Regions from separate parts of the Homo sapiens genome. Here all the other regions are linked to region 2. The links are chromatin loops, found by intact Hi-C in ENCODE. Cell type or tissue: heart left ventricle. All regions are shown on one strand. Links, peaks and the distances in the headings refer to the core of each region. The heading gives the core; the rest is flanking DNA. Region 1 has its middle 8.2 kb from the start of ZCCHC2. Region 2 has its middle 72 kb from the start of ZCCHC2. Region 3 overlaps TNFRSF11A (TNF receptor superfamily member 11a).

What was found. A loop is a pair of places that touch in the nucleus more often than their neighbours do. Peaks named below come from ENCODE experiments on the same cell type or tissue, not always from the same donor. Only the 100,000 strongest peaks of a DNase experiment are listed, where the experiment ranks them.
Region 1: it touches region 2 in a loop (1.8-fold over the local background); 25 of 110 quality-filtered maps call a loop at or near these places.
Region 3: it touches region 2 in a loop (4-fold over the local background); 2 of 110 quality-filtered maps call a loop at or near these places.

Annotation. Positions count from the first base shown.
Region 1 is chr18:62,510,567-62,519,018 of GRCh38, reverse strand. No RefSeq gene overlaps it. Among named protein-coding and RNA genes, the nearest start is that of ZCCHC2, 8.2 kb to the left of the region's middle. RefSeq lists an enhancer at 108-277. In heart left ventricle, for the core only: no CTCF peak of the experiment used is centred there; no DNase peak of the experiment used is centred there.
Region 2 is chr18:62,447,232-62,455,683 of GRCh38, reverse strand. No RefSeq gene overlaps it. Among named protein-coding and RNA genes, the nearest start is that of ZCCHC2, 72 kb to the left of the region's middle. In heart left ventricle, for the core only: no CTCF peak of the experiment used is centred there; DNase peaks (open chromatin) are centred at 4,493 and 4,777; H3K27ac peaks cover 593 bases.
Region 3 is chr18:62,389,928-62,398,379 of GRCh38, reverse strand. TNFRSF11A (TNF receptor superfamily member 11a) reads right to left here. Exons shown (of 10, transcript NM_003839.4): 10 at 7,092-8,452. Among named protein-coding and RNA genes, the nearest start is that of TNFRSF11A, 69 kb to the right of the region's middle. In heart left ventricle, for the core only: no CTCF peak of the experiment used is centred there; no DNase peak of the experiment used is centred there.

The sequences.
Region 1 (8,452 bases), core at 2,538-5,037, 64 kb before region 2:
TTCCAGCTACGCAGGAGGCTGCGGCAGGAGGATTGCTTGAGCCCAGGAGTTCGAGGCTGCAGTGTTCTGTGATTGCGTCTGTGGAGCGCCACCGCACTTCAGTCTGGACAACATAATGAAACCTCATCTCTTAGAAATGAACTGGCTGATGTTAGGTACTTGCCAGGGTAGACGACCTTAACTAAGCCCCTGGGGTTCTGTGAGACCTCTGCAAATAGATCTTCTGCTTAACTGTTCAAAAAGGCAAGGGCTGTCCCCCTCAAAAAACAACATTGACTTCTAGAGACCCATGGAGAGATGGAAGTTTCTGAAGACTGGCTTGCTAGATAGGAAAATAACCAATGCTCCAGCAGTGTTCTTGGGATTGGAATTTGCTGATTCATGTTTTTTAAAATGCATGATCACATCAAATTTGCTGAGCTGTTGACTATCAACCCAGCCTAAACCCACCGGCTCTTACCCTTTAACTTTCATAAAAGAGAAGCCTGATTTTGTTCAGGTATCTAGCCTTCTCCCAAAGACCCTGTGTGGCTTGAAGGATACCTTTGCTGGAGCCATGGATAGGATAAATCTCGATCAGTAAAACAATTAGGAAATCCTGTACTTTTGCAATTGGTTCGGAATGATTCGTACATGACAAAGGACACACGAGGCAATTTGGAGGGGCTCTCATTGGCCAAATCTGGCAAAATTTGAGTATCAAAAAGATAAGATGGTACCATTGAATAGAAAGAGAATCGAACTCCATAGGGATTTCAAAGAAAAAGAGGTTGGGGAGGGTGCAGAGAAAAAAAACAACAGCATCTTTATAGAAGAGTGCCCCTAAAAAAATGCAGAAAGAGAGAGTGAGAAAAGTACCACTTTGCTACCACCAAATGTAATAATTGATTAAGGTATTTTCACCATTGAGTGGGAAGTTAAGAAATGAAACATGTATTCTCAAAGTACCACCTCATTTAAAAAGGAGAAGAGGTACTTTTACACGGATAAATCTGATGAATACGACCCCAACCATGTAGTCACAATAATGGGACAATTTAATATGTTCTTCCCCATGTCCTGGATGCCACTGGAAGTGCACACTGCTTGTATGTAATATTCTTGCCAAAATGTTTATGCTGAATCTAATCATGGGGAAGTAAGACAAATCTGGACTGTGGAACATTTTATTAGACAACTGGTCTGAATCTTCAAAAATATTAATGTCGGTCAGGCAGGGTGGCTCACACCTGTAATCCCAGCATTTTGGGAGGCCGAGTTGGGCGGATCACCTGAGGTCAGGAGTTCGAGACTAGCCTGGCCAACATGGTGAAACCCTGTCTCTACTAAAAATACACAAAATTAGCCAGGCATGATGGTGGGTGCCTGTGATCTCCAGCTTCAGGAGGCCGAAGCAGGGGAATCACTTGAACGCGGGAGGTGGAGGTTGCAGTGAGCCAAGATTGCTCCATTGTACTCCAGCCTGGGCAACAAGAGCGAAACTGTCTCAAAAAAAAAAAAAAAAAGAAAAAAAAAAGTCATGGCCAGGCATAATGACTCACACCTGTAATCCCAGTACTTTGGGAGGCCAAGCGGGGAGGATGGCTTGATCCCAGGAGTTTGAGACCAGCCTGAGCAGCAAGACCCTGACTCTACAAAAAATAAAATAATTAGCTGGGTGGGGTGGCACATGCACGTGGTCCCAGCTACTCAGGAGGCTGAGCTGGGATGATTGCTTGAGCCTGGGGTTGTGCCACTTGCACTTCAGTGTAGGCAACTGAGCGAGACCCTGTCTCATTTGAAAAAAAAAAAAAGTCATGAAAGCAAGCACAAGCAGAAGACTGATTGTTGAGACATGACTACCAAATGCAATTCATAATCTGTGATTAGATCCCAGATTTTAAAAAAAAAACCTCTAAAAGACATTTTGGGAATAATTAGGTAAATTAAGTAAAATTTAATATGGATTTCTTATTACACACTGTTATTGTATCAATGTTAACTTTCTTAGATGAGATAATTACTTTGTGGTTATCTAGGAAAATGTCTTTGTTTCCCATAAATACATGCTGAAACACTGAAGGATGAAATGTCATGGTATCTACATCTTATTTTCAAATGGCTCAGAAAAAAAATTTTATAGAGAAATAAAGCAAATGTGGCAAAATGTTGATAATGGGCAAATCTAGGTGAAGGGTGTATGTGTGAACATTGTACTATTTTACATTTCTGTAGCTGTGATTTTTATAAAAGTAGAAAAAGTAAAAGTAGCGAAATGATCACAAAACATCCACAGCGTGAATAAAAAAATAAATAAAACTATATTATATGAACACTGTTTAACATTTAAAGTTGTTTAACTGGTTTTGTAAATGGGATAAAATATTAATCAAAGTCCCCTGAGAGCTATTCCTAAAATAGAATAATAAGATTTATGAAGGGAACTTAAAAGCTTAATGGAGAACTGGTTTTCTGAATGTGTCACCTCCATATATTGATATTTCAAAAAATTAGAGAGTGAAACTGGTTACAATCAACTTGTAATGGCTTGCAGAGTTAGTGTCCCAAGAGTTAGTGCGACAGTATGTTCTGAAGGAAACCTGAGACAGTCAAGTCCAAGCAAGGTCATCCTCAGAGAGAAATGCTCCTAAAAAAGGCTGCAAAGCAATCACACTGAAACTGAATGATGTGAAATCACAGTGGAGTTCCCTCTAAGTGAATTCTCTTATTTAATGAATGCTTGGAATCTAAAGTAGGGGCAATTGACAGTATACACATTTGCTAAGGTTGATGCAGCACTTTTCAATGTTAACAGCTACTGTATCTGGTGGACGTGGCCTTTTATCACCAGAAAGACCTACTCTGTCCTGGAGAAGAGTTAGTTCTTTGGGCTTTTCCCTTACCCTCAGGAAAAATCTCTAAGATCATCAAACTTTCTTTCTGTGATCGTGATTCAGAGCCAAATAACCTTTTGATTAGCAACTCACTTTCCCAGTGTCTTAATGCTGGGAAACAGAATATTCTAGGGGAATAGAGATATATAACCCACTTGCAGGAAGATGTTCTGCTTGGTAAATGAAACCATTGACATTCTGATGTATCAGTCCCTTGCAAATTTAGTCAGAGGGGTCACCCCCCACCTGAATTTTATCAATTTGGAATAAACAAGATTGCCTATGTATGATGACTTAAACAGCCCCTTGTTCTTGTATTTTGACATCATTTTAATTTGTACATTGTTTAAACTTAAATAACTACTTAGATCCCAAACAATACCATTTCAAGGATACTGTTTCTTCCTTATTAAAAAAAAAAAAAAAGCTCGGAGGAATTATAGAAAAAAAATTCTAGTCCGGGTGCGATGACTCACACCTATAATCCCAGCAGTTTGGGAGGCCGAGGCAGGTGGATCACTTGAGGCCAGAAGTCCATGACCAGCCTGGCCAACATAGCGAAACCCTGTCTCTACTAAAAATACAAAAATTAGCCGGGCATGGTGGCACATGCCTGTAGTCCCAGCCACTTGGGAGGCTAAGGCATGAGAATCACTTTAACCCAGGGAGGCGGAGGTTGCAGTGAGCTGAGATCACGCCACTGCACTCCAGCCTGGGCGACAAAGCAAGACTCTACAATTTTAAATATTACTTATCAACCTTAGAGGGCTGGCTACAAACCTTATGTAAAGAAGTAAATACATGTTAGAGACTCTTAAATCCCATGAACAGCTGATTGCTTTTTAAAAAATGTACTTTTAAAACAAAAATGATGTTTAAATTATGATCAAATAAATGGTGAATTTCTTTAGTTCATTTAAAACTATTCAACTAAAAACAAATTTGTTTATAATGTAGAAATATATGTGTATTCGTTTTCATTTTTTCAACTGGTTATAATGGAGTTATGTGGATACATTCTAAGCAAATTAAACCACACTCTTACCACATTAATCTCAGAGCTTATCCACATATCAGAACACTAGTTTTATAGTCTGACTATACTTGAAATATTCACAAATATTTATTTTGCTATTAATCCTTGGGTCAAAGTTTATTTTTCTTGAATGCAATATTTGTATTTCAAATGTTCCATCAACATTTACAACTTTTAAAGTTTTCATCATAAGTCTCAAACATCTTGCTGTTTTTTTTTAAATCATGAATGGGTATTGGATTTTGTGCAATGCTTTTTCTGGTCTTTTGAGATGTTGAGATGATGCTTTTTCTGGCTCTGTGCTTTATTATATGGTGTATTATGTTAACTGATAATTCAGATGTTAAACCAACCTTGCATTCCTGGGATAAGTTCCACATGGTAATAATATAGCATTTTTTTTTTGTATATTGCTAGATTCAGTTTGCTAATATTTTGCTGAGAATTTTTGCATCTAACCTCATGAGGAACATTGGTCTGCAATTTTCTTTTGATGTCTTTGGTTTTAGTATCAGGTTATTACTGGTCTCATAGTATGAGTTGGGAAATATTCCTTCCATCTCTGTTTTATGAGTTCATTAAGGATGGTATTAAGTATTATTTAAATGATTTATAGAATCCTCCAGTGAAAACAACTGGACCTGGGATTCTTTTCATGTGGGAAGACTTAAAATTACAAATTCAACTTCTTTACTTGGTATAGGTCTATTCAGAATTTATATTCTTGTTGAATCAGTATTGGCAACTTTTATATTTCTAGGAATTTGTCCATTTCATCTAAGTTGTCTAGTTGGTTAGCATAAAGTTCTTCCTAGTGTTCTCTTACAACTCTTTTTGTTTCTATAAGGTCAATGGTGATGTCTCCTCTTTCATTATTTTTGGTAATTTGTGTCTTCTCAGTTTTTTCTTCATCAGCCTAGATAAAGTTTTGCCAATATTTTGATCTTTTCAAAGAATCAACTTTTAATTAATTGATTTTTCTTATTGCTTTTCTGTTTCCTATTTCATTGATTTCCTCTCTGATCTTTATGATTTCCTTCTTTCTGATTTCTTTGAGTTTGGTTACTTTTTTCTAGCTTATTAAGGTGGAAGTTTACATTATCAATTTGAGATTATTCTTTTCTATTGAAGGTGTGATTAAAGGTACACATTTTTCCTATATATCCTGCTTTAGCTGCATCCCATATATTTTGATAGTTTTTTTCTCTGTTCCATTAAAAATATTTTCCAATTTTGCTTGTGCTTTTTTCCTTGGCTTATTTAGAACTGTGTTGTTTAATCTCTAAATATTTTTAAATTCCCTAAATTTTCTCATGTTGTTGATTTCTCATTTAATTCCATTGTGGCCAGAAAATAAACTTTGTAATATTTCAGTCCTCTGTTTTTAAAAATTCATTTGGGCTTGCTTGATGGCCTAGCTTATGGCGTGTCCTGTAGAATGTTTCATATGTGCTTAAAAAGAATTCTGCTGTTGTTGGGTGGAGTGTTCTATAGGTATCAGTTAGATCAAGTTGGTTGCTAGTGTTGCTCTAGTCTTCTATATCCCTGCTGTTTTTCTGTCTAGTTGTTTTTATCAAATATTGAGAGTGAAATATTGAAATCTGTAACTATTTACCATTTTTGTTGCTCTTCATTTCTTCTCATAGATTGGAGTTACTCTTTGGAACATTTCCTTGTTCTAGAGCTTCATTCTCTCCTTCCTTTTTTGTGTTATTATAGTTATCTACGTCACATCTTTATATTTTATAAGCTCAACAATAGTTTTATAATTATTTCATATAGTTGCATTTTCAATTAAGAAAAAAACCAGTCTGGGTCCAATGATTCACACCCTTAATCCTAGCACTTTGGGAAGCCAAAGGAGGAGGATCACTTGAGGCCAGGAATTTGAGACATGATGAGACACTGTCTCTACAGACATTTTTTTAAAAGTTAGCTAGGTGGGGTGGTGCATGCCTAGCTACTCGGGAGATTGAAGTGGGAGGATGGCTTGAGCCCAGGAGTTTGAGGTTGCAAGTGAGCTATGATCACACCACTGTACTGCAGCCTGGGTGACATAATAAGATCTATATCTAAAACAAAAAAAAAAGAAAAAAAGAAAAAAGAAAGATATTTATACTGTCTTTTATTGTTACATATATTTAATACTTACAAAAACTACCTTTGAGACTGCTCTGTTTCTTTATGTGAACTTGAGTTATCATCTGCTGTCATTTTCCTTCATCCTCAAGGATTCCTTTAGTATTTCTTGTAAGGCAAGTCAGCTAGGAACACATTATCTCGGTTTTTTTTGTTTGTTTAGTTTTTTGGAATATCTTTATTTGGCCTTTATTTCCAAAGAAGAGCTTTGCTGAATATAGAATTCTAGGTTGACAGGTTCTTCTTTTTTCCTTTAGTTCTTACAATATGTCATCCTATTGTCTTCTGGCCTTCACTCTGATGAAAATTCAGTTGTTAACATAATTGTGGGTTCCCTTGTATATAATGAGTTATTTTTGTCTTGATACTTCCATGATTTTCTCTTTGTCTTTGGCAGAACCCAGTGAAGATGAAAATGTGAAGTCCCTTTGTTCAGAAATTAAGAGTTTCAAAGTAGTGATGGGAAAGGCAGCCCTGATCTTTGGCTTTCAACAATTTTACTATGACTTATCCATGATATGTCAGTGGTTATTCTGTTTGGAATTAGTTGAGCTGCTTGAATGTGTAGATTAGGTTTTTCATCAAATTGAGAAGTTTGGGGCATTATTTCTTCAAATATTTTCTCTGCACCTTTCTTCTCATTCTGGTACTCTCATTATACACATGGTATCCTTCAGGTCTGTGAAGCTCTGTTCATTTTGTTATTCTTTTTCTTCTGTTCTTTAGATTGAATCTACTTCCAAGTTCATAGATTCTTCTTCTGCTATCTCAAACCTATTGAACCCCTCTAATAAATTTTTCATTCCAATTACTGTACTTTTCAACTTCAGAATTTCCATTTGGTTCTTTTTAATAATTTCTCTCTTTTCATCAGTATTCTCTATTTGATGAAATATTGTTGTCATCCTTTCATTTAATTATTTAAACATTATTTTCTTTAGTTATTTGAATGTATTTAGTCTTTGTCTAGTAAATCAAACATCTGGCCCCCCTCAGAGGTGGTCTCTATTGAGTGCTTCCATCCTCCCCTTCCACTGTGTATGAGTTATACTTACTGTTTCGTAGCATATCATAATTGTTGAAAACTGAACATTTTAGATAATGTGCTATACCAAGTTTGAATTCTGGTCCCCCTCAACTGCAGGTTGTTCTGATTTCTGTTTTGCTTGTTTGTTTAGCGATTTGCATGAACTAATTCTGTGGAATCTGGCTCCCTCACAACATGCAGCAGCTAATGTTTCTGCTCAGTTAATATTATTATTGTCGTTATCATTGTTTTCACTTCATGCCTAATTTCCTAAGGGTTACCCTGGGCCATCATAGCTTACTGGTCAGCCAGTGAGTGGTCAGAAGTTGTGCTTAAAACATCTTGATCTAATAAAGCTTCTACTTTTTAACTGACAGATTTGTGTTTAGGTGAAGATCACATGCAGTGTACAGGCAGTTTACAAGTCTACCCTGCTTTTATTTTTTTTATTTTATTATTTTTTTGAGACGGAGTCTCACTCTGTCGCCCAGGCTGAAGTGCAGTGGCATGGTCTCGGCTCACTGCAACCTTCACTTCCCAGATTCAAGTGATCCTCCTGCCTCAGCCTCCTGAGTAGCTGGGATTACCGGTGCATGCCACCACGACTGAGCTATTTTTTTTGTATTTTTAGTAGAAACGGGGTGTCACCATGTTGGCCAGGCTGGTCTCAAGCTCCTGACCTCAAATGATCCTCCTGCCTTGGCCTCCCAAAATGCTAGAATTACAGGCATGAGCCACCATCCCGGGCCAAGTCTACGCTGATTTTAGTATCTGTATCATAAAGCCTCATATTCAGTCAGCTACATAGCTAGCTAAAGCCATCTCTGGCCTCTCCTGAGCATATGCACAATTATGCATATGCAGGCAGTCTTCCAGACCCCCAGGGATATGTGAGAGCTTATCAGTGCCTACTGTGGCTGTCTCAGTCCCCAGATCACACTGTTAAATTTCTGGTTGGTCTGCTGGTATGTTGTTTACCCTAAACAGTGTTGCAACCTCAGGCTAGCTGCAATACTGGACTTCCCTGATTGTTTACCACTGAGATCCCTATTGTTTTTGACAGTGCTCCTGGGCATAGGTTTTTTTCAAGCTCTGGTACAAATGAACGCAGCCCCTTCTGCCAGCTACCTCCCATGACCTGCTCTGTCCTGGTAGAACTACCACACGATGAAGCTATGGGAAAAGGGTAGATAGGAACAGCCCCGGGGTAAAACACCACAGACCTCCACTGAGCTTACTAAAGTTTAGTGATTTTTTTTCAAAATAATTTCCTTTCAAGTTGTTGTATGACTTTGGTCAATTTACAGTGTACTGACATGGTTGTTTTTGATAATTTTGTCAAATTTTATCATTGCTTTTTGGGGAAAGGATTTGCCA
Region 2 (8,452 bases), core at 3,485-5,984:
GAACCCAGGGAGAAGAAAGCGTTGCCAGAAAGCAGTTACCTATTTTTTTCCCTAAATAAACCCATAACAGGAAGGAGATGGGAAAGGAAGAGATGAAATGAACCAAGCTGATTGTTAGCTGCTCACATTTCCTCGCAACAAATCATGCCATATAAGTTGCAGGAGGCAGATATTTAGTATCAACAGAATCATTATTTCATGCACCAGGAAACTGAGCAATGCTGGTGGAAATGTTGGCCAAATCCGTGCCCTAATTGATCTCAAGGCCACTTTTGGAAAAAAAAAGTGCATGAAAGACCCACAGGCGCCCCTAAGTGACCTGGGAAAACCTCTCTGGCTGACCCCTCTTTCCTAATCCCTTTGTTTCATTAATTTTTTACTACAAAATATTTTAGATATGTGAAAAGGCGTACCCACCACCCAGCTTGTTAAATAAAACCTTACAAATAAAGTGAGCCTTCGTGCCCGTTTATTACATTTCACCTTCACACCCCTGTTCCCAGAAATACTAATTATTCATAGTTTAGTGCTCACCATTGACATGTATTTCTTTATACTTCGGTACAGATGCATGCATTCCTAGGTACAATGTAGCATTGCTTCCCGTGATTTTTAGCTTTTGTAAGGATACAGTATACATCCTTTTGCAGACTACTTTTTTGTCCCACCGGATATCTATGAAACTTATTCATGTTGAACATGTAGCTCAGGTTCACTCATTTTTGCTGCTGCATAATATTCCTTTGTACGTACACTTTATTTATTGAGACAGAGTCTCACTTTGTCTCACAGCTACAGTGCAGAGGCGTGATTGAGGCTCACTGCAGCTTCGACCTCCCAGGCTTAAGCAATCTTCCCTCCTCAACTTTCTGAGTAGCTGGAAACTACAGGCACAAGCCACCACACCTGGCTAATTTTTGTATTTTTAATAGAGATGGGGTCTCACTATGCTGCCCAGGCTGGTCTTGAACTCCTAGGCTCAAGGGTTCCGCCTCCCAAAGTGCTGGGATTATAGGTGTGAGCCACCGCACCCACTCTGCTTAAGTTTTTGAATGATCAAATCTGGACAGAATGAACATGATAGTCGACCCTAAAAGGGAGAAAGCTGTCACTAAGGGGCAGCATCCAGAGGAGAGGCTGATTGGTCTGGATGGTGGTGATAGACCATTCTTCAACCATTGACAGATGGAACCACAACACTTCCCCGACTCCTGGTGAAGGGCCCAGGGAAATCTCCCAAATTGTCTAGTTTAGAAATGACTCTATGTACAGAACCAAGTCAGTTGATTTCCCCAGTCTATTAGTTCAGCACTCTTTACTACAAGCCTCAGAAACCAACTCTAGTTCATTTAAACCAAAATAGAACTTATTGAAAGGGTGCCAGTGACACAGAGGCTTGAAGAACCAGGTTTGGACAAGAGCTCTTGAAGCAGGAAAAATGACCCAAGGCATTTTGCAGAACTGACCTGGAGGAGACACCACTGGCCACAGATGCTGTGGCCTTCCTCAGCCCAGACATTGGACATCACCATCAACATCAACATTGGCATTGGTGGTTTCACTGTTGTGAGAACAAAAGCCCTGTTTGAGAGGGTTTCAGTGAGAACGGGAGGAAATGAGGTGGCAATGGAGAAGTCCCTGTAAAGGGAAGCTGAGAAATGGGTCTGTACCTAGAGGAGGGCATGGGGTCAAGAGGGTTTTGGGTTTTGTTTTGTGACAGAGTCTCGCTCTGTCACCCAGGCTGGAGTGCGGTGGTGCAATCTTGGCTCACTGCAACCTCTGCCTCCCAGGTTCAAGCAATTCTCCTGGCTCAGCCTCCCAAGTAGCTGGGATTACAGGTGCCCACCACCATGCTCGGCGAATTTTTGTATATTTAGTAGAGACAGGGTTTCATCATATTGGCTAGGCTGGTCTCGAACTTCTGACCTCAAGTGATCCACCTGCCTCAGCCTCCCGAAGTGTGCTGGGATTACAGGTATGAGCCACTGCACCTGGCCTAGAGGGTTTTTTAAGATGAGAACGCTGACAGCACGTTTGTGTACTCATGGGAATAATCTAGTGCAGAAAAAAGAGCAGATTAGATGATCACAGGAGCGACATTTTTGAGTAAGTGGGAAGGGATGCACCATTTGTACATGGAGGAGGAACAGTTCACTACAGTGATGGAGCAAACAGACAGTATTTCGGGACAGACACAGGAGGATAGTAGACGGGGAGGTGGGACAGGCAAGTTCTTTTCGGATGCCATCTATTTTCTCGGTGAAATAAGAAGCAAGGTCAATTGCAGATTATTAAGAAGGCAGCCAGGTGAGGTGGGTCACACCTGTAATCCCAGCACTTTGGGAGGCAGATGGATCACTTGAGCTCAGGAGTTTGAGCTCAGCCTGGGCAACATGATGAAACTCCATCTCTACAAAAAATTAAAAAATTAAAAAATTAGCTGGGCATGGGGACATGTGCCTGTAATTCCAGCTACTTGAGGGGCTGAAGCAGGAGGATCACTTGAACCCGGGAGGTCAAGGCTGTAGTGAGCCAAGATCATCACACCACTGTACTCCAGCCTGGGTGATAAAGCGAGGCCCTGTCTCTCTCTCTCTCTCTCTATATATATTATATATATGATAATTAAGGTGAAAAGGGCATCAAAAGGCTTGAGAACATGAAAAACAGAAATAACAATCAAATTTCAAAGGTTTTAATTTTTTTATTCCTGATTTTATAATATACTATGATAAAAATCAAATGAAAAAGAAATCTCTTAAAACGTCCAAAATGAACAAAAGTGGGATATAAATGATGTATATTGTTTTATCTTGGGGCATCAACTGTTAGTCTACAAAACTAGTTTCTCTACTAAAGAGCTCAGCCAGTCCTGGAGATTCTACAAACCCCCATCTATTTCCCTTTCTCCAGAAATGAAAGTGACAGAACAGTTAACATCTACTTGTCCTGAGTTAAAAGTCCAACTTGTGATATTGATTCTAACTAAACTTCAGAGAGTGAGAAAGGAATCTGTAAGAGGAGGGGGAAAACTTTAACCAGTGAGAATATACTGTGGCAAGTGCTGCATTTAAGAGACAAAGTCCAAGCAACCAGAGTTTTGCTCTTACAGAGCATGCAATGCTCTTCTGATAGCCGGAGAAGAAGATTCACCCTCCACGGATGTGTAAACAGCACTGGTTATTCTGCCAGCCACAGGATCTGTGATCCAGGCATCGTGGGCGTTTCAAAATAAGTGTTTTGAAATTTACCGCCCACACCTGCCATCTCCCTGCACCCACTGAATTTCAACACTGGTCTGGTGGTGCAATATTGATATTCCCCTGGCAAAAACTCCTTCCTGGAGGCTATGGGATGGGGTAGGCTTCTTGGTAGCAGTTTCCCTCAACTGCATGATCACCTCCCTGCACTGATTAGACAGTGTATGGCCAACCTGTCAATAAATTTGATTTAAAAATTTATTTCCTGGCTGAGCACAGTGGCTCATGCCTATAATTCCAGCACTTTGGGAGGCCGAGGTGGGAGGATTGCTTGAGACCAGGAATTAAAGACTGGCCTGAGTAATATAACGAGACCCCATCTCTACAAAAACATTTAAAAATAAAAAAAAAATTAGCCAGGCATAGTGGTATGTATCTGTAGTCCCAGCTACTCGGGAGACTGAGGCGGGAAGATTGGTTGAGCCCAGGAGGTTGAGGTAACAGTGAACTCTGTCTGATTGTGCCACTGCACTCCAGCCTGGGTAAGAGTGAGACACTCTCAAAAAAGAAAAAAAAAAAAAAAAAAAGAGAAAAGAAATAAAAAACTACAAATAGAAAAAAAATGAAATTAAAAAAATATTTTCTCCATAAAAAATTTTGCCAGGCCATATATTTTTCTCTTTGGCTCTTTTCCCAAAGTCATCCCTCTGATACTACTTGCTGGAAGCCCCAACAAGAGCACAAATTTGTCAATAATTTTCTCAGTTTCATTTAAAATGATGATTGACCTTCCCACCCCAGCCTGATTTCTTTCGGAGCGATCTAATTTCTTTGGAGACCTGTGCCTGTGGACTCGTGTTAATCTGTTAATTGAGTTAGACTGCTGCCAGAACATCACAAGCCCTTCATTTGAGCTCTATCCTGTGTCAAACGGTGAAACGCTGGATGTAATGAACCTATATTGGTTGAAAAAATGAGAGCTGATGAATTATCACCCAAATGTGATACTGATGACAGTAAATCCTTTGGAGGGGATGGCATGTCAGCCTCAGAAGTGCAGAGCTCATGGACCAGGCTGGCAGTGGGAAGGTTGGTGACTTCTAAGCAGTGTCACCTTCTGGAAGCTCTGACACTCAGCAAGTCAGTGCCAGGCGGAGAGGCATGACTCAGCACCCTGGCTCACCCCTCATAGACATTCTCCATGCCCCAGGATCGCAGTTTCAGTGCTATTCCCTGTGACTCAGCTGTCACGACCTCTTTGGGCAAGTTCCACCGCACGTTTTGTGGGCCAGGGCTCTTAATCTGAGTGCAAAGGCCTTATCAGCCAAGCAGATGGACCAGCAGCTGCCACTTCCCAGGGAAGCCAGGATTTACCCCTGGGTCAGCGGGAAAGGGTTTCCTGCGAGGATACCACGTGTAAAGTCCTTTGGGATGAAAGGCATTCTGAGGATGTGAGTTATCACAGCGGAGCTCACCAAGGCTTCTCCAATTTGATATAAATAACTCTGCATTGGCAGCAGATGGGAGGAGAGCCAACTAGTAATGAATACTAGGACAAACAAACAGGCCTCCGGGATGCCGGCCCAGCCTCTCCAAACCACAGTTGGCAACAGTTGGAGGTGGTGGTGGGCGAAGCTGTACCGGCAACATTGCATTAATCACTTATGAGTGAAGGGAGGAAGCGCTCCAGAATAACGGAAGTGCAAATAATTAGCAAAGGCCACACCACATAGGACTAGAAAGGGCATAACTGGGAAGCATGTTAATTTGCCTGACTTGATGTTTAGCTATTAACCAGCAAATCAGTAGTGACATAAAGGACCCTTCCTACTTACTAAGCTCTGTGTTTCAGAGATAACAGAGAGGGATGACACAGTGGTTGCACCACCCCACCCCCAACACAGAGCAACAACTCAATGGAAACAGAGGGAAAGCAAGTCTAGCGGTGCTGCATACAATAGCTAACTCCTGCAAAAAACAGACTCCTTATTGTATTGTTGGGGTGATATTAAGTATGGGAGGAAAAAGTGAGATGATTCCAAAGTGGGAACATTGGGGATGTGAAAGTTGTCAGAAGCAAAATGGAGTCACTAAGGTTAAGAAAACTCTGACAAACAGATCCAAGGAAGGCCATGAAGAGAGGATTCTCACACTTGTATGCCTGACCACGAAAGACTACAGAGACCACAACTTTGTACCAAGACCGTCACAGCCTTATACAACAAATGCTTCTGTAAGGACGTCTGCCCAGCAACTGCCTCTCCAGCCTTGGACGGGTGTCACCCTTGTTGTTGATCTTTTAGCCAGGGATAAGTATTTCAGAACAATTATGTAATCCCCTTCATTTTTTCCTTTAAAAATCCTTCTCTTCCTTTACCTCCCTGAATATGCACATGGTTTACCTATGGCACAGGTATTCACATTGCAATGCTCTGTTCCCAAGTAAACATCTTTTCTTTTAGACAGCCTCTCTTTGTTTGTTATTTAGATTGGTGGGGAACAAGCAAATATAAAAGACAGAGTTGCCTAGAGCTGAGATGCCAGGATTAGCCGTGCATTGATTGGGCTAAGCCATGGGCTGCAGTGAAACAGAGTGGGGAAGAGAAAGGGAGACTCTCGTTCGGCTGGGATAGTGCTCCCGGCTCTCAGGAGAAGCAAACCCAAGTCCTCCTTGGATAAAAGCATCGCCATCTTAGGTTCTCAGGGTTCCCATACATTAAGATCAACAAAATGAGTTCAGAATCAAATAACATGAAAAACACAAGCAAACAGGTTACCATGAGTGAGAATCAGCAAAAACAATCAACAACAGAATTAAACCCCCTTCCTTCGGGTAATGAAATTATCAGACTCAAAATACAAAATAACAGTGGATAAAATGTTTAAAACCTGAAAAAAAGGAATCTCAAAAATAATCAAGCAATAAGAGATCACAAAAATTACCTAGATTTTGAAAAAGACAAAATTGAAATTTGAAAACAGAATTGGCCGAGTGTGGTGGCTCACGCCTGTAATCCCAGCATTTTGGGAGGCTGAGGTGGGTGGATCATCTGAGGTCAGGGGTTCGAGACCAGCCTGGCCAACATGACAAAACCCCGTCTCTACTAAAAATACAAAAATTAGCTGGGCGTGGTGTTGGGTGCCTGTAATCCCAGCTACGCGGGAGGCTGAGGCAGGGAGAATCACTTGAACACTTGAACCCGGGAGGCAGAGCTTGCAGTGAGCCGAGATCTGCACTCCAGCCTGGGTGACAGAGTGAGACTCCATCTCAAAAAAAAAAAAAAAGAAAAGAAAAGAAAATAGAATTGCAAAAATTAAAAAAAAAAAAAGTCAATGGGTGGGTAAACAGCAAATTAGGTGAGGTGGGGGTGGTCTCAGAGGTGATGGAGGGCAGGTCCTGGGGGCTTTGCAGGGTCATAGAGGATGGTGCCAGGAAGCAATCACACTTTTGAGTACACTTGAGAGTTCTATAAAAGCCCATTAAATTATTGCAGAAAAGGGCTACATGATGACTGTTTGCACTAAGATTCTTTTGGTGCTGTTATGAGATTTGGTTTGTCTTTAATTTAGGCACACTGCTGAATGTGTGATCAATATTTAGTAATTATGTACAAATAGTCCCTGTTATAAATCAGAGTTGTTATTGCTGCCTTAAGCTTTGGCAACAAGCTGCTTCTTGGATATCGTGCCGTTTTCCTGGTGTCAGCTGCCTCAGTCAGCACTCAGCACTGTTCTCATACAAACCTGCATGTTGCAGTTAGTAGGAAACGTCTTGTTAAGGAGGGCAGACGCTGCCTTCCCAACGTGGCTAGGGTAGAGCTTCAGCACCTTTCTTCCCAGTGGGAGAATCAGGCCTCCGTCCCTAAATGCAGAATTCCAGCCAGAGGCTGTGAGGTTTTGTCCAGGCCCTCATGACTTCTTGCACAAAACTGTCCTAGGAACTTTGGGGGCTACAGTCACTCAACTCAAAAAGAAAATTCTGCTTCCTTCAAGGTCAAGGTGTATTAGTCAGAGTTCTCTTCAGGTACAGAACTAATAGGATAGATGTATATTTGAAAGGGAGTTTACTAAGGAGAATTGACTCACACGATCACAAGGTAAAGTCCCACGATAGGCTGTCTGCAAGTTGAGGAGCCAGGAAGCCAGTGGTGGATCAGTCCGAGTCCCGAAACCTCAAAAGTAGGGAAGCCGACAGTGCAGCCTCCAGTCTGTGGCCAAAGGCCCAAGAGCCTCTGGCAAACCACTGGTGTAAGATCAAGAGTTCAAAAGCTGAAGAACTTGGAGTCTGATGTTTGAGGGCAGGAAGCATCCAGCACTGGAGAAAGATAAAGGCCGGAAGACTCAGCAAGTCTGCTCTTCCACCTTCTCCTGCCTGCTTTATTCTAGCTGCACTGGCAGCTGATTAGATGGTGCCCACCCAGATTGAGGGTGGGTCTGCCTCTCCCAGTCCACTGACTCGAATGTTAATCTCCTTTGGTGCCTCACAGACACACCTAGGAACAATACTTAGCATCCTTCCATCCAATCAAGTTGACATTCAATATTAACCATCACAAAGGGCATCACAAGTAAACCCAGAGCTGAAGTCAGAGTGCCTGCCCCAAGTAATAATACCTGCAGCCCCTCCTGCAGGTTGGCACAGACTCTAGCCCTCAGTAGACTAATCCCTGACTCACTTCATCAGGTGTGGCCCTTGTGCTTCCCCAGGTGTGGACCTGGGCTCATGTTCATCAGAATCACCTGTGTGCTTAATAAAACTGCAGCCTCCAAAGCCTCACTCCGGCCTACTGAGTTCCTCTTCTGGTTGGAGTCAAGGAATCTTGCCTTCTGACAAGCACCCTGTTTGTATTAGTCTGTTTTCACATGCTATAAAGAACTTCCCTGAGACTGGGTAATTTATAAAGGAAAGTTTTAATTTACTCACAGTTCTGTATGGCTGAAGAGAACTCAGGAAACTTACAATCGTGGTGGAAGGGGAAGCAGCAGTGTCTTCCATGGCGGCAGGTGAGAGAGAACAGGCCAGGGGAACTGCCGTTTATAAAACCATCAGATCTCATGAGAACTCACGCACTATCATGAGAACAGCATGGGGGAAACTGTCTCCGTGATCCAATCACCTCCCACCAGGTCCCTCCCTCAATACATGGGGATTATAATTTGAGATGAGATTTGGATGGGGACACAGAGCCAAACTATATCACTGTCCTAGGTCAGTTTCCTAGAACCAGAGCTAAGATGGGAATTCTTGCGAA
Region 3 (8,452 bases), core at 2,053-4,552, 56 kb after region 2:
GAACGAACACATTTTATTTTCAATTTCCTAGGCGAATGAAGAACTGTAAAACTGACGCTCCAAACACAGTGAACACCTGAAGCTATGAGTACTAGTCTTTATATTGGTTTACGTAATTATTTTTGTAACAGTGTTAATTCTCTAATTATGTTCCATTTGGACAATGCTAATGATTTAAAATTAGTTTGTAGCATGTTTGTACTGAGTAGAAAACAAAATCGGTTGGATTGGGCAGTGAAGGGAGTTATAGGGAAATTTGGGGCAACTCAGTATTCTAAATTGGCTGTGCGTCATTCTGAAAGAAGATAATCCATATGCATCATGTAGACCAATAACTTTTAAAAAACCATTTCCTGGAAGAGAAATGAGAACAGTCCAAGGCTGCCATTGTTCTAATTATGGGTTTGCTTTTTCCCAGAGCACAGGAATCTTTACATTCATTTCAAAACAGCACTAAGAAGTGGAAAGCTTTCTTTTAATGACAATGCAAGCTCATTTGAATGTTTAAAAACACTTCTTGAACACAGAACCAATTGCTATCCTACCTACTGCTTTGGTATCAAGGATGTTGATTGTAAAAGTCTTAATTAAATGATAAGAGGGAAAAAGTCATCATGTAAGAGTGCAATTACCCAGAAGCATACTTTATCTCATTATTAACTTCTTTGGATAGATCTAAAACCTATAGAAGCTGTGCTTTTAGGAAAACAAACAAATAAAACAAACTTCTTATCATTAGCAACTATTTTAAACTGCTTATAGAGTCAGTCTGTGGCCAACACCAAATGCCGGGGGGATGCGGAGCCATTGGCTCTTCCATGCATTGCTGTGTTGTAAACACACATGCTGTGGTCTGAATGTCCGTGTCTTCCCAAATTCATATTTTGAAACCTAATCACCAAGAAGATGGTATTAGGAGGTGGGGCCATGAGGTGGGAGGAGCCCTCATGAATGGAATTAGTGTCCTCATAAAAGAGGCCCAGAGAGCTGTCTTGCCCTTCTGCCATGTGAGGGTACAGCAGGACTTTGCCAGTCTGCAACCCAGAAGAGGGCCCTCACCACAACTCGGCCAGGCTGGCACCCTGATTTTGGACTTAGCCTCCAGGATTGTGAGAAATACATTTCTACTGTTTATAAGCCACCTAGCCTACGGTATTTTGTTATAGCAGCTGGAACAGTCTAAGACACTTACACAATCCAGCAGTCCCACTCCTAGTTACCCAAGAGAAGTGAAAACTTATGTCCACAAAGCTCTGTCACTACAGAAACCCACAGTGAGTGTTGACAGCAGTTTTATTCATAGTTTCTCAAAACCAGAAATAATCCATCTGTCACTCAACTGGTGAATGGATAAACAAATTCTAATACAACGAGGCAAAGAAAAAAAAACACTATTTAGCAATAAAAAGGAACAAGCAAGTGATACATGCAAAAACATGCCATTATGCTAAGTGAAAGAAGCCAGATCCAAACAACTACATACAGTATGATTCCGTTTATGTGACATTCTGGGAAAGGCCAAGCTATAGGGATAGAGAACAGATCAGTTGTTGCCAGGGGCTCAGGTGGGGAAGACAATTGACTACAAAGGAGCAGGAAGGAACATTTTACAGTGATGGAGATGGTCTATGTCGTGATTGTGGTGGTGGTTGCATGACTACATGCATTTGTCAGAATTCATAGAACTGTAGATGTAAAAAGGTGAACCTTCCCTCATGTACATGATACTGACTCAATAAAGTGATGTATTTTAAAATGAGTCATTTTGTGACTCTCTGCGTATGCTGATGTTGAATAACCTTTCATTAAAACTCTTAAGGGAAATAAGCATGGGGAAGGCGGGCAAGTGGAGCAAAGGGGGAGTGACTCCTTTGCTTTTCAAATAACTAGCCCAGGTGCTACACTGTAGCTGCTTTTCTCTGAGCAGGAAACAGAAGTGGCTTGGGTGACAGGGCCTATGACTGACTGTAGTGTTCTTGAAGAACAGTGGTCACCATCTGTCCCTCTTGGTGAATGTCCTCTAGTCCATGGATGCCTGCTCATTGTCCACACCATCCATGGATGCTCAGACATGGTGTGTGTGGGTTTGTATTTGTAATTGTTTGTTCAGGTTTAAAGATCTCTCAGCCATGTCATGATGGTGATTTCATTATTTATAATGAACATATGGTCATGAACACAGATCCACAGGGCCTGGCAGCAATAATGGACAAATGCCCATCAGCTACTGAGTGGGCTGCCCATCCTTCTGACATTGCACACGTATTTGCACTTGCTCTAGGTGCTAAAAAAGGATAACCAGTGTCATCTTATCACAGAAAGGAATCTCTTTGGGGGCATAGCGCCAACAAGTTACAATCTAAGGATGTAATGTTAGAGTTCTCCAGAGAAATAGAACCATAGATAGAGAAAGAAAGAGAGAGGTAGATCTATAGATAGATGTGTGTGTGCATATATATACATGTAGATACATGTGTGTATATATATATATACACACATGCATATATATACACACACATATAAATATATGTATATAGAGAAATATACATACATAGAGATAGATATTTTATATGTATTATATATGTATTTATATGTATATATGTAATATATAATGTATTAGGGGTCTCTAGAGGGACAGAACTAATAGGATAGACAAATATATAAAAGGGAGTTTATTAAGTATTAACTCACCCAATCACAAGGTCCCACAACAGGCCGTCTGCAAGCTGAGGAGAAAGGAGAGCCAGTCCGAGTCCCAAAACTGAAGAACTTGGAGTCTGACGTTCAAGGGCAGGAAGCATCCAGCATGGGAGAAAGATGTAGGCTGGGAAGCTAGGCCAGTCTAGTCTTTTCATGTTTTTCTGCCTGCTTTATATTCTAGCTGTGCTGGCAGCTGATTAGATGGTCCCCACCCAGATTGAGGGTGAGTCTGCCTCTCCCAGTCCACTGACTCAAATGTTAATCTCCTTTGGCAACACCCTCACAGATACACCCAGAATCAATACTTTGCATTCTTCAATCCAACCAAGTTGACACTCAGTATTAACCATCACATATATAGAGAGATTGATTGAGTTATTAATGATAAGGAATTGGTTCGTGCAATTATGGAGGCCAAGAAGTCCTATGATCTATTGCAAGTTGGAGATCTGTTGTCTGGAAAGCTGTTGGTGTAGTTCAAAGGCCTCAGAACCAGAGGGCTGATGGTATAAACTTCAGTCCAAGTCTGAAGGCCTGAGAACAAGGTGCACAGAGGGTAAGACAGAATCCATGGATGTCCCAGCTCAAGTTGTCAGGCAGAGAGGAAAATTCAACCTTCCTCTGTCTTTTTATTGTATTTGGCCCTCAACGAACTGGATGATGCCTGCACACTGGTGAGGGTGGGTCTTCTTTACTCTGTCTACTGATTCAAATGTGTGTCTCTTCATAGAGGCAGAAATAATGTTTAACCAGATATCTGGACATCCTGTGGCTTAGTCATATTTATACATAAAATTAACCATCATAGATATAAAGTTTTCAATGCAAAGTTCTATGACTTACTATTTAATTTGGGACTAAATCTGATTCTAATGAAAAGATTTGTGGTATGAAAAGAATATTTCCGTCATTGACTCTGCCTATCCAAATCAGTTTAACTCTAGTTCATAGCATTTTTTTACAGCTGAAAGCAGAATGCCTTGGAGGAAGCAAAAATTACTAGATATAAACATGACCGCCTATCCACAAAGTCATCCTAACCGTGGGCAGGTCTCGAACTCCTGACCTCAAGCCATCTGCCCATCTCTGCCTCCCAAAGTGTTGGAATTACAGGCGTGAGCCACCGCACCCAGCCAGTTTCATTTTCCTTGACTCCCTAAGGCATTGTTAGAGGTTCTTATTTTTCCTGCTTCCTTTGGGAACCCAGATATGAGCATGAGTTCTTGATCTTGTCAGCTCAAGATTTTGCTTTTCTTGAAGGAATTTCTAAACAATCTCATATTTCAGTCTACCATGTGCTGTTGCTTCTTCACAGGGTATTGCCTTGGGCTCACCTGTATGAAATCGCTTCTTCAGTTTTGTTTCCTTTAGCTTGCCTTATGAATTCTGCTTTGAAATCTCTCCTTTGGACATAGTAGCCTTGTCTGGACTTTGGTCAGCGTGTGAAAACGCAGTAAGGAAGTTGGGATGACGGCGAGGCAGTGAGGTTTAAGGGTGTTCCTGAGGGTTCAGGGCATATCACCTGCATTCACTCATTCAGCACATGTTTCTTGAGCATCCACATATGCCAGGAATCATGCTGCCTGCTGGATACAGTGGCGTGTGTGCGTGTGTGTGTGTGCGTGTGTGTGTGTGCGTGTGTGTGTGTGCGTGTGTGTGTGGTGGTGAGACAGGTCCTATTCAAATTCTAAAATAAATTTATCATTACAAGCTGGAATAATGCCACAAAGGATAAGTTCCAGCATCTCTAAGCACCCCTAAAAAGGGGACCAGTCTGGTCTCAGGGAGAAAGGGCAGTTAGGAAATGCTGCCCTGAGGAAGTGCTGTTTGAACTGAGAGGTGAATTGGATCTAACCAAGGGAAAAACCAGGAAGAATGCTGCAGTCAGAGAAAATCACATGTGCAAAGCCCCCAAGGTAGGCAGTGTGTGCACTGGAGAGACCAGTGCAGCTGGAGGTGGGGAGAGTAGCGTGAGATGAGGCTGGAGGGTGGGGAGCCATGAGGACCATCTGAAAGCCTTTGGTCTGTATTCCACGAACAACAGAGAGCCGTGAAGTTTTATGTGAAGGCTGATGAAATTCGACTGGAGTTTTATATTTTCAAGAGTACCTGCTCTTGGGAAGGCTGGTTCGGGTAAGGTTCATAATGCCCTGATTCCTTTTTTCCCAACATCTGCCTGTCTCTGGCATAGTCGGCTTCACTAGCTGCAAGTATAAACACAGTCACAGCTCATCATTTTTCCAATTAATATTAATAGCTGGAGCTCCCATATGTCAAACTGCTCACATTTGAAGCCTCCCCCACCAGTCGTCTACAAACTCCAACATCTTACTTGGTCCAAAGCAGACACATTCTCCTTCCAAATGCCCCAGAGAGGGTGAGGAAGGCTAGTGACTTCAGTAGCCTGAAGGGACTACAGTCCCTGTCTCCTGCCTCAGTCATGGCCTCTGCTCACTGCTGGGCACTGGTCTTATGCATACACATACTTCTCTACCCCCGAGGGGAGGCTTGGGCTTCAGGGTTAAAATCAGACCTCCCTCACTCACATGCTCTGCCTTTGTCTCCAGAGCTGAGTCAGAGGCGGCTGGATGTGCAGGAGCATCCACTTGTCCAGCCCCAAATCTCTCCCACAAACCTTCCACGTCAGGCCATCAGCCCAGGTGCACCTTTAGCACCCTGGGTATCCTTCCCTGCTGGGGAATCTTAATCCTTCAGAGAAGCTCCCAGTTGTTGACCCTCTTGGGGCCTTTCTTGTCACCCAGCACAGGCTCTGTGGACTAAGGGACAACTGCAGAGGCATGTTTGTTGTGCTCTGGTCACAACAAACAGATATTTACCATATGATATTTACCAGACCAACACAAACCAACTGGACTTACACTGATGTGATTAAACAACTTTCCTCATGCCAACAAAATCTGTCCCGGGGATGCTTGCTGTCTCCCTTGCCAGGCATAGAGGATGATGGCATTTGCACTCTGTTTTTATTTTTTCCCTCACCCAGCACTCATTATAATATTCTCCTTAATATATAAAATAATCAGAAAATATCAATAGAAAGACATTTCATGGGCTGGGCACGGTGGCTCACACCTGTAATCCCAGCACTTTGGGAGGCTGAGGTGGTGAATAACGAGGTCAAGAGATCAAGACCATCCTGGCCAACAGGGTGAAACTCCGTCTCTACTAAAAATACGAAAATTAGCTGGACGTGGTGGTGGGTTCCTGTAGTCCCAGTTACTGGGGAGGCTGAGGCAGGAGAATCCCTTGAACATGGGAGGCAGAGGTTGCAGTGAGCCGAGATCATGCCACTGCACTCCAGCCTGGCGACAGAGCAAGACTCTGTCTCAAAAAAAAAAAAAAAAAAAAAGAAAGACATTTCACAGTTCCCCGACCAATAAAACACATTTATATCAGCATGTGTGTTACAAAACTCAGTTTCCACGGGAGAATGGGCCCCTAGGAGGGTGACTGCTGCATTCCATAAGGATATAGGACAATTCTAGGACATGGCAGCTCAGAACTGGGCCCTGACATTGGGAGTCCCACTGTGTAAATGTGGAAAAATGTACTCTGAATAAACACTACTGGTGTACATCTCCTGAAACATAATTTTTTAAAAAATGAAAAATTATGTCTTCATTTTTTTCTAATCATAACAGATACTTACAGAAATGCTCTAAAAACTTTAAACATGCTTATTCCACTTTCCAGAATATATAAAGAACTTTCAAAACTCAATAAGAAAACAATTAAAAACAAACAATCCCAGCTCTTTGGAGGCCAGAGTGGGAGGATTGCTTGAGGTCAGGAATTTGAAACCAGCCTGGATGACATAGCAAGACCCTCTCACTACAGAAAAATTAAAAAGTTAGCTGGGCACGGTAGCACATATCTAGGCCCAGCTATCCAGGAGTCTGAGGTAGGAGGATCATTTGAGCCTGGGAAATCGAGGCTTCAGTGAGCTGTGATCACACCATTGCACTCCAGCCTCGGTGACAGAGCAAGACCCTATCTCACAAAAAGAAAGAAAAAAAATGAGCAAAAGATTTGAACATACTTCATCAAATAAGAGACAAAGATAGCCAAATAAGCACACGAGAAGGTATTCAGTCACAGACTGAAAAGAAAGCCACAGTGAGATACTATACACCTATAAGAATGGCAAGCATTAAAGCAAACCAGCAAATAACTGATGATACCAAATGCTGGTGAGGATGTGGAGCAACTAGAACTCTCATGCATTGCTGATGGGAATGCAAAATGGTACAGACACTTTAGAAAACAGTTTTGCAGTTTCTTATAAAGTTAAACTGATATTTACCATACGATCCCGTAATCCCACTCCTGGATATTTACTCAAGATAAGTGAAAGCACACATCCACACGAGTTTTTATAGTAGCTTTATTTGTAATCTCCCCAAACAGGAAAGAACCCATATGTTGGTGAATAAACCGCAGTACATCCATACAATGGACTACTACTCAGAAAAAAAATGGAACTACTGGTGTACCCACCGATGGATCTCAAGGACATTATGTGGAAAGAAGCCAGACTCAAATGGCTATGAGCTGTGTAACTCTACACGACAAATTGGAAAAGGTGAAACTATGGGAAGAGAGAACAGATAATGGTTGCCAGGGGCTAGGGGTAGTGGGGAAGGGATTGACTGAAAAGGGAAATGGGAACTTTGGGATGTTGAAATATTCTATATCTTGATTGTGATGGTGGTGGTTACACAACTATGTATTTTTGTTAAAACTCATAAAACTATATATCTAAAAAGGGTGAATTTTACTGTATATAACAAACTCAATAGACCCGATGTAAAAAATGTTTATTTTTCCACTGACAGAGTAAATATTTAGAGAAAGCTCTTCTAAGAACTTTAAACATTCATTTTAATGGTTTCTTTGTCATTGAAAGAGAGAGGCTATAAAAGCCAATAAAAATGGATTTGCTTCTTCATTTTAGGGTAAGATGTTTTACTGCTGCTGCTTAAATGGAGACAGTCTCTAAGAGCCTCACCATAAGAATGTCGTTTTTCTCACGACTTAAAGTCTATACAGCCTTTGTTTCCTGGGCTACCCCTGCCCGTGAGAAACCAAGAGCCTGGGTGAGAGCAAAAGCTTTCATTGACTCCAGTGCCCTCCTGAAGGGGCCTGGACCTATAATGCCACCTCCTCTGAGCCGGTGGTCAATGTGTTATTCTTCCCAAACGGGGAGAGGCACCAGGAATACCATGACAAACTAGCCCACATAGCCTTTCAACCTTCACATCTGGCTATTCTTTGCGCCCTACATGTTGCCTACACTGATGCCCATTTTAATCATAGTCTTTTAAGACAGTATAATGTGAAGTTATATTGGGTAAGTCTACTTCCCTCAGTGTGTCATGTCAGAAGATGACAACTTTTGGGTCAACCATAACAGTCCTGTCAACTGTGGAGAAGGTGCGTCCCTCCGACCTAGTTGCAAAGAGTGGGAAGGTGTCCCAGGTGGGCAGCAGAGCTTGGTTATAGTTACGTGGTCCGACATGATGACTGAGATGGCTCCTGAGCCCAGGAATGAACAAGTGTCAGAGACAGGGAGGGAAAGTAGTGTAGGACAGTCAGATCTCTACTACTGGAATCTTCTAGGAACTGCCAGTGAGTGCTTGGTTGTCTCTCATCTCACGTCATCCTCAAACCAGCCCTAAAGACTAATATTAGTACCTTCTGCTTACGCATGTTGAAAACAAGGCTAAGAAGT